2 separate regions of the Mus musculus genome follow, and region 2 is linked to region 1. Evidence: chromatin loops called from intact Hi-C (ENCODE). Cell type or tissue: gastrocnemius. All regions are shown on one strand. Links, peaks and the distances in the headings refer to the core of each region. The heading gives the core; the rest is flanking DNA. Region 1 overlaps Ccdc92b (coiled-coil domain containing 92B). Region 2 overlaps Sgsm2 (small G protein signaling modulator 2).

Region 1 (4,385 bases), core at 251-4,250:
TCAAGTCTAAGAGTTCCCATGTACCCTAGCTTATCTTCAGCTTCACGAAGCAATCTATAGGATTTACAACATTTTAGCTTAGGGATTCTTTAATCCCAGCACTTGGGAGGCAGAGGCAGGCGGATTTCTGAGTTCGAGGCCAGCCTGGTCTACAGAGTGAGTTCCAGGACAGCCAGGGCTACACAGAGAAACTTTGTCTCGAAAAAACCAAAACCAAAAAAAAAAAAAAAAAAAAAAAAGAAGCCGGGCATGGTGGCGCACGCCTTTAATCCCAGCACTCGGGAGGCAGAGGCAGGCGGATTTCTGAGTTCGAGGCCAGCCTGGTCTACAGAGTGAGTTCCAGGACAGCCAGAGCTATACAGAGAAACCCTGTCTCAAAAAAAAAAAACAAAAACAAAAAACAAAAAAAAAAAAAAGAAAAAAATTCACAGCCTTCCTTGCTCTTGATGTGTAAGAACCTTAACACATCGGTATGTTTTTCCCTCCCTCCCTCCCTCCCTCCCTCCCTCCCTCCCTCCCTCCCTCCCTCTGTCCCTCCCTTTCTCCCTTCCTTCCCTCCTCCCTCCTGAAACAATGACTTCACTATAAAGCACTGGCTGGCCTGGAACTTGCTATATAAACCAGGCTAGCCTGGAGCTCACCTAGATCCTCTTGTCTCTTCCGGTGACCTGCTGGGACTAAAGGCGTGCACCCTCATGTCCAGGTTTCTGTTAATTCTTATGAATTCTTCTGGCACCCACATAGTGGTTTATGATTGTAATATCAGCACTTGGGAGGCTGAGGCCGGAGAATGGTCATGAACTTGAAGCTAACCTGCTCTACACAGTAATTTCTAGGCCATTTGGGACTCCAGAGTGAGGCAGTATCTCAACACAAAACAGATGGTCCCAGGGTGTCATTGGGTAGTTGAGGCTGGCCTTGAATTTGATATAGTATGATGAAGAAACTGTTTGAAGCCTCAGGCACCCCTCTGCCTCTCTTGAGCGATTCTACCAGAGTCCTCTGAAGACTGCTAGAACATGGAGGTAGCCCGACGACCCAGCTCCAGGTCTCCCAGCTGACGTTCTTCTTTCCTACATTAAATCTGGACCTAATCTTGTCACTCAGTACTGCTACAGCACCTCCTCATTTTTGTTTTGAGACAGGGTCTTTTATGTAGCCCCGGATATATTGGAATTTATTTCGTAAACCAGGCTGGCCTACAATTTACAGATCTGTCTGCCTCTGCCTCCTGAGTGCTGGGATTAAAGATGTGTAGCACATGCCCGGCCCAAGTGAGACTTAAAAATCTTTTAAAATTTCATTATGTCATTTATGTGTTTGTATGTGTGTGCAGTGTGTGTATATGTTTATGTTTGTTGTGTCACTGTGGAAGCCAGAGGTCAGTGTTGGGCAGCTTCCTTTTTTGCTCTTGGAGGCAAAGGCAGGAAGTTGCAGAGTTCAAGGCCATCCTTGACAACATAGTGAGTAGTCAAATGTGGTCCAGCAAGAGGGCTCAGCAGGTAAAGGTGCTTGCTGTCAAGTCTGAAGACCTGAGTTTGATCCCTGGGACCCAACTGTTAGAAGCAGAGAGCTGACTGACTCCCAGAAACTCTCAGGCTTCCATGTGTCCCATTCCATACTAATATATAAGACATTTTAAGAGTGCTTGGAGAGGGCTGGTGAGATGGCTCAGTGAGTAAGAGCACCCGACTGCTCTCCGAAGGTCTGGAGTTCAAATCCCAGCAACCACATGGTGGCTCACAACCATTCTAATGAGATCTGACTCCTTCTTCTGGAGTGTCTGAAGACAGCTACAGTGTACTTACATATAAATAAATAAATCTTAAAAAAAAAAAAAGAGTGCTTGCAGAAACTCAACCTTCTGTGCCTCCCGCCACAGCCCAGAGCTATTTTTCTTACCTTGTTGGTGAGACTGGACCTCTCTCATCTCCAGGTCGTGGGTCAGCTCTAGGGAAGAGAGAATAGAGGAGTTTGTGTGTGCACAAGTAGGTGTGCATGTCAGATAAAAAAATCAGAACTCCATTAAAGAAGAACAGATCCATAGGCATCAACTACACCACCGCCTACAACTACCTACAACAACTACCTTACATCCCAGCCAGGGAAAGAGCCCTACTAAAGGCAGAGCCTAGGCCTGGGTTTCTAGGCCCAGGGATCTTTCCAGCAAAGGTTTTGTTCCTAGGATGGGGAACAGAGACCACCTCTGTGGACAGAAGAGCCTGTCTTGTTTTGGGGATGAGGGAGTATTTGCCTGTTTTAAGGGATGATATGACGCCAGTTTAGATGGTTGTGGAGGACTCTTGTAAACACAGGGTCGTGGCTCATGCAAGCTTAGTTGACTGATGAATGCCACAATGCCAAGAAATGCTTAGGAGGCAACAGAAATAGGCAGGAGCTATTCATGTGACACTAATTTCATGGCCAGGATTGTACTTGTATTACCGCCTGAAGATCTCTGTAGTTTCCCAAACCCCATTTGACCACCAGGCAAGAAGGGCTCAAGGAGAACAGTGCCATCTAGTGGTGGACAATATACCAGCCTTTGGTTTGGTGTTGCAGGGGAGGGGCTCCTCAGGGGCACCAAGCTAAGGAATGCCATCACCAAGGTCTCTGGCATAGGAACAAGTTCTTCCTGGGCACCCAAAAAGAACTTATTTTCCTTATACTTATTCTTTGGTGCCCCCAATGCCTCATCTCTCAGAGCAACTGTGTGATAGCAATTTTCAGCCCCAACTCCCAGAGCTTAGAACAACAAGGGTTCAGGGGTTTACAGCTCAGTGACAGACAGATGCTTAGAACTTCTGCTCTGGGTTCCAGTTTGGACATGACTGGGGATAGTATGCAGGGAAAAGGACAGCAGGGAGCCGGGAGTCAAGAGGGCCTACTAGGAGCACTTGCATGTACCTTCAGGGATAAAGGTGTTTTTTTTTTTTTTTTTTTTTTTAAAGAATTATTTATTTTATGTGATGAATAAACTGTAGCTGTCTTCAGACACACCAGAAGAGGGTATCAGATTTCATTACAGATGGTTGTGAGTCACCATGTGGTTGCTGGGAATTGAACTCAGGACCTCTGGAAGAGCAATCAGTGCTCTTAACTGCTGAGCCATTTCTCCAGCCCCCCAGGGATAAAGTTTCGAGCCCGAAGAAAGTGGCACATCTCTGGGAGTAGTGCCCAGCATACCTACAGTCAGGCTTGTGCCCTTGGCCTACCCTTCCTCTATCCTCAAAATGCTCTTAGGGACCAGAGTTTGCTAGAACTGTATTCTCTGGGGAGGCCACTTGTTGCTGGGACACAAGAGAGTACCTTAGCTATGGCCGGAGCCTGAACCTTCTCCCTGGGGCCACTGGGAGCCCTCTGATGCCTCTACCCTTAGGACTCTTGGGGACCAACTTGCCCTTCCTCCAAGGCCTATGAAATGGCCTAAGGGACCTTGGCTTTGCCACTAACTTCTCTAGGGCGGTTTTCTTTCAACCATTAACCACAGGGCTTAAGATTTGGAGACAGAACCCCAAGTAGGACCCACTCCCCCATTTTTTTTCTTTTTTTGAGATGTGTTATGGTTTGAATATGCTTTGCCCAGGGAGTGGCCTTGTTGGAGTAGGTGTGGCCATGTTGAGGTAGGTGTGTCACTGTGGGTGTGGGCTTTAAGACCCTCATCCTAGCTGCTTGGAGGTCAGTATTCTGCTAGCAGCCTTCAGATGAAGATGAAGAACTCTCAGCGCCTCCTGTATCATGCCTGTCTGGATGCTGCCATGTTCCCACCTTGATGATAATGGACTTAACCTCAGAACCTGTAAGCTAGCCCAAATTAAATGTCCTTTGTAAGATTTGCCTTGGTCATGGGGTGTTTTCACAGCAGTAAAACCCTAACTAAGACAAGATGGGATTTTTTTGTTTGTTTGTTTGTTTGTTTTTTTGAGGCAGGGTTTCTCTGGCAGCCCTGACTGTCCTGGAACTCACTCTGTAGACCAGGCTGGCCTCGAACTCAGAAATCCGCCTCCCGAGTGCTGGGATTAAGGCGTGCGCCACCACTGCCCGGCTAAGATGGGATCTTATTGCATAGCCGTGGCTGTTCTGGAACTCACTGTATAGACCAGTCCAGCCTCAAACTCACAGAGTTCATCCAGCCTCTGCCTTCTGAATGCTGAGAGGAAGGGTGTGAGCCACCACACTGGTTTCTCCCACCTTTCTCCATCCATCTTCTAATGTGAGTCCTTGTAGATTCTATGAATACTCTATGAAAGCAATTCATGGTAGGACCCTGGCCAGCAAGGATACTCCTCTGAACCTTAGTTTTTTCTTTTGGAAAATGGGAGCAAAACAGCATCTCTCTTACATGGGACTGGTGCCAGAATGCAATGAGAAGAAAAGAAATAGAG
Region 2 (4,385 bases), core at 143-4,142, 220 kb before region 1:
TCTCTGAGTTTGAGGCCAGCCCTGGCTTGCAGAGTGAGTTCCAGGACAGCCAGGGCTACACAGAGAAACCCTGTCTTGGGAAAAACAAAACCAAAAAACCTAGGGGCCTCTGTCTCCCTTCCTATAGCAGTCTCCTGGAGCTGTGGAGGACATGGAGCAAGCACGGCCGGTCTAGTTTTTTGCCCAAAGCCTTGTTCTTCTCTTGGTTGGCTGGGTCAGAAACCAGTTTGGCACCCAGGGGATGCAGTGTTGGGAGTTTTGGGGAGGGGGTGAAGGAAATTCTTCCCAGCTCCATGCTAACTGGGGAGATCCTGAAGTGTTGGATGGAGCCACCTGTTTATCCCCACCAGGTATTTATCTCTGTGGATGATCTTGAGCCCTCTGGACCTCAGGACCTGGAAGATTCCAAACCAAAGCGGGAACAGGAGCCAGGAGCTGGGACCCCGGGCATAGCAGCTGCAGAGCAGCAGTCTGTGGAGTTTGACTCTCCAGACTCAGGGCTGCCTTCCTCCCGCAACTACTCTGTGGCCTCAGGCATCCAGTCCAGCCTAGATGAGGCACAGAGTGTGGGCTTTGAAGACGACGGTGCTGGAGAAGATGGCTCCGAGGGTCCAGCCACTGCAGCCCACACTTTCCCGGGACCCCACGATCCAGGCCAGGAGACGCTTGCACCTGCCAGTGAGCTTGAAGCAGGCCAGGAGCTCGCAGCTGTGTGCGCCGCAGCCTATACTGTACGTGATGCTCCCTGATCCTGCCGTCAGTGACACACTCAATCTGGGGACTGACCGAGAGGGGAGAGAGGATGGTGTGTCTGTCCTGAAAGAGCTCTCCGAGCATCACTAGAGTTCTGGGTCCTTGTTGGCTGAGTTTTCTTTGTTTGGGTATCATCTCCTGCCCTAACCTGGGAGGGGCTGGCCAGCCTTACCTCTGAGGGACACCCCTTTTCCAGATAGAATTACTGGACACCGTGGCCTTAAATCTGCACCGCATAGACAAGGATGTGCAGAGATGTGACCGCAACTACTGGTACTTCACGACCTCCAACCTCGAGAGGCTCAGAGACATCATGTGCAGGTACCATTGGGGGCAAGCAGTGGGAGACCTGGGGACCCAGCCTGGGCCATGGGTTTTACCTATTGTTTTGTGTCAGGTCTCCCTGCATCTTGTCTAGAGCACTGTCCCCACAGGGCCAGCCCCCCACCCCACTGCATCCCCGGGGTCTTTCACTCCACTGCCCTTCACATCAGATGGTGGTGGCCTTTGGTTTCCCTCACTAGGCACAAGGGCCATGGGTAGTTCCTACTGCCTCCTAGGGTAGAGCTATAGTAAATATATCAGGGTTGTGGAAAGAAAGGCTGACTTGTGGGAAACAGAATGTTGTAGGGGCCATGTTCATGGCAGTCCCCAAGAAAGTGACTGACTTGGCGACAGTGACCATCCCTGGCATTTCAGCTACGTGTGGGAGCACCTGGATATGGGCTACGTGCAGGGCATGTGTGATCTCCTGGCACCTCTCCTGGTCATCCTTGACAATGGTAAGGGATGGGGTGTGAGGCATCCCAAAGTGGAACTGGGTTCAGTGTGACAAAATGGGAGAAAGAGTCTGGAAGCGGGGAGAATATTAGCCAGTCTGCCCTCTGGGTGTCATGGGAGTCTCCTTCCCGTCTCCTCGTAGACCAGCTGGCCTACAGCTGCTTCAGCCACCTCATGAAGAGGATGGGCCAGAACTTCCCCAGTGGGGGTGCCATGGACAGCCACTTTGCCAACATGCGCTCCCTCATCCAGGTAAGTGGGGGCTGGGCATGGCTAGGCGTGCCCATCGGCCATGGGGAGGCTAGAGGTTGGGCCAGAAGTGTCCTTATATGGAAACTTTTTATTTCACATATCTATTTACCAAGGGGCTGGTCTTGAATTTGCAGCAATCTTGCCTGGCTTCCGTGACTGCTGGGATACTGGCATGCACCACCAGCCATCCCTGAATTTCCTTCACTTAAAACAAAACAAAACATTACTGCCAGGCTCATGCTTGTAATCCCAGCACTTGGGATTTCGAGGCAGGGAGATCAGGATTGCTATGAATTCAAGGTGCACCTGGGCTACAGAGCGAGAACCTGTCAAGTCAAAAGGACTGGAGAAATACCTTAGTCTAGGAACTGAGTTTGACTCCTGTAGTTTTGTTTTGTTTTTAAAGCCACATAGTAGTTTATGACCCTGGGAAGGGGAAGCCAGTCAGATCCCTGGCTTCTCTGGCCAGACAACCTACTTGAGTTCAAGGCCAGCGAATGACAAAGAATAACAAACACACTTTAATCCTAGCAGAGCAGGCAGATTGCTGAGTTCGAGGCCAGCCTGGTCTTCAGAGTGAGTTCCAGCACAGCCAGGGCTACACAGAGAAACCCTGTCTTGAAAACAAAACAAAACAAAAAAAAAAAGAATGACAAAAGGTGGAGAGCAGCAGTGAATGACACCTGAGGTCGTCCCCTGGCCAGCACACAGTGTGCCCACATGCCCATGGTCACCTACAAGTACATGTAGGCACAAATATGCAAACACTGAGTTAGCTGGGGGCTTCCAGAGGATCTGGGTTCACTTCCCAGCACCCACATGGCAGCTCACAACTGTCTGTAGCTCCAGTTCCAGGGGACAGAACACCCTCACACAGACGAACATTCAGGCAAAGCACATAAACTAAAAATAAAGCATTAAAAAATGAATCAATTTAAATGTTTAAAAACAAAGGCTCTAGTTCAGGTAAAGTGCTTGCCTACACATGAAAAGCCCTGGGTTTCACTCCCGGCACCACACAGAAAGATACAGTTATCCGTGTCACACACTGAGGAGCAGTGTGCCCACATGCCTGAGCCTGTTTTGGTGAGAAGTGAAGTTAGTGATTAAATCAAATGCCCAGAAACTGGAGTTGCTGCAGAAAGGCTACAGCCAAGGGAGGGAGGGGGGGGGAGGGAGGGAGCATGAGGGCTGCACATAAGCAGCTCAGGTCAGTGTTTCTCCCCCTCTCTCATGAGATCTTGGACTCAGAGCTATTTGAGCTGATGCATCAAAATGGAGACTATACCCACTTCTATTTCTGTTATCGCTGGTTCCTGCTGGATTTTAAAAGAGGTAAGAAGTGGGTGTATCTAGGCATCAGAGCCCAGTCTAGAAATTCAAGACCAGTCTCAGCTAGCAAGACCCTGTCTTTTAAAGAATTAAAAAAAAAAAAAGTGGGACTTGGGACTGGGGTCAGGGGAACGGGAGAGCCCCAAATCAATTGCTGCATGTATGTACTTGCACATGTATGTGCTCACACGCTCGAAAGGCCTTTCCACACCACTGTTCTGCTCGTTATGTCACAGGCGATGGTCTTTGGAGCCTTGTCCAAACTCCAGCTCCCCTGAGCACTAAGAATGAGGAGCATCTGCAGAGATAGCCAAAGAAGGGGGTGGGGTCTTGGTCTTGGGATGGATTCCCCCATTCTGGAGCCAGGCTGGGCCAGGTTGGGTGCCGGAGGGAGAATGTAGCTGCTGGAGCCTGAGGCCATGTGTCCCCATCAAGCCCCGTGCCTGGATCAAGTGGCAGCTCCTTCCTGTTCCCAGAGCTGCTGTATGAGGACGTGTTTGCAGTGTGGGAAGTGATCTGGGCAGCCAGGCGCATCTCCTCAGAGCACTTTGTCCTGTTCATCGCCCTGGCCCTGGTGGAGGCCTACAGAGAGATTATCCGTGACAACAACATGGACTTCACCGACATCATCAAATTCTTCAACGGTATGAGCTGATCCAGCCATTCTCGATGTGCCCTAGAAGGGGGCATGGGGCCTCAAGTCCTGGACTGGGCAGAGTTGGAGGGTTCTCAAGAATTCTAGGATCACTTCGCATAGGAGGTATCAAGAGCACAGCAGGTGGAAACTAAGCAGAGGTTTCAGCCAGGGCTCCTCTCAACCTCCCATAATTCTCCATGTTTTCCCCAGAGCGGGCTGAGCGGCATGATGCCCAGGAGATCCTGCGGATTGCCCGGGACTTGGTCCACAAGGTGCAGATGCTCATAGACAACAAGTGACGGCTGCAGCTGGGGGTGGCAAAGTGCAGAGCCCAGGTACCAGGCCCCTGAGCTCCAGCAGGGAGAGGCAGAGGCCATCATAGCCCAAACTGCCTCTCCCGATCCCTTACCCCACCCTCACCCCTGCCAACCCCACCCACTCAGCTGTGTAACCTAACAAAGTGACTGAGCCTGGGATGTGAGTGTGGGCAGTGCTGGCCCTGCAGGGCAAGTTGGGGTCAGGATGCCTGCAGATCACAGCTGGGTAGGAGGGGTCGGCCTCAGGAGACTGGCTGCCTTGGGGGACCCCTTTCTGTGTTCCCCTCTCAAACAACTTAGAATAGCCCCAGTGC

Evidence for each region. Hi-C counts contacts between places; a loop is a spot of excess contacts. Peaks named below come from ENCODE experiments on the same cell type or tissue, not always from the same donor. Only the 100,000 strongest peaks of a DNase experiment are listed, where the experiment ranks them.
Region 2: a loop joins it to region 1, with 4 times the contacts of the local background. A loop is called at or near these places in 11 of 42 quality-filtered maps.

The regions. Positions count from the first base shown.
Region 1 is chr11:74,632,806-74,637,190 of GRCm38, reverse strand. It overlaps Ccdc92b (coiled-coil domain containing 92B), which reads right to left. Exons shown (of 4, transcript NM_001013784.1): 3 at 1,903-1,950. Among named protein-coding and RNA genes, the nearest start is that of Gm50590, 14 kb to the right of the region's middle. In gastrocnemius, for the core only: a CTCF peak has its summit at 2,531 (motif pointing left); a DNase peak (open chromatin) is centred at 2,528.
Region 2 is chr11:74,850,475-74,854,859 of GRCm38, reverse strand. Sgsm2 (small G protein signaling modulator 2) reads left to right here. Exons shown (of 23, transcript NM_197943.3): 17 at 351-731; 18 at 950-1,074; 19 at 1,453-1,535; 20 at 1,676-1,785; 21 at 3,024-3,120; 22 at 3,594-3,761; 23 at 3,965-4,385. The coding sequence ends at 4,053. Among named protein-coding and RNA genes, the nearest start is that of Mir6926, 16 kb to the left of the region's middle. In gastrocnemius, for the core only: no CTCF peak of the experiment used is centred there; a DNase peak (open chromatin) is centred at 1,747.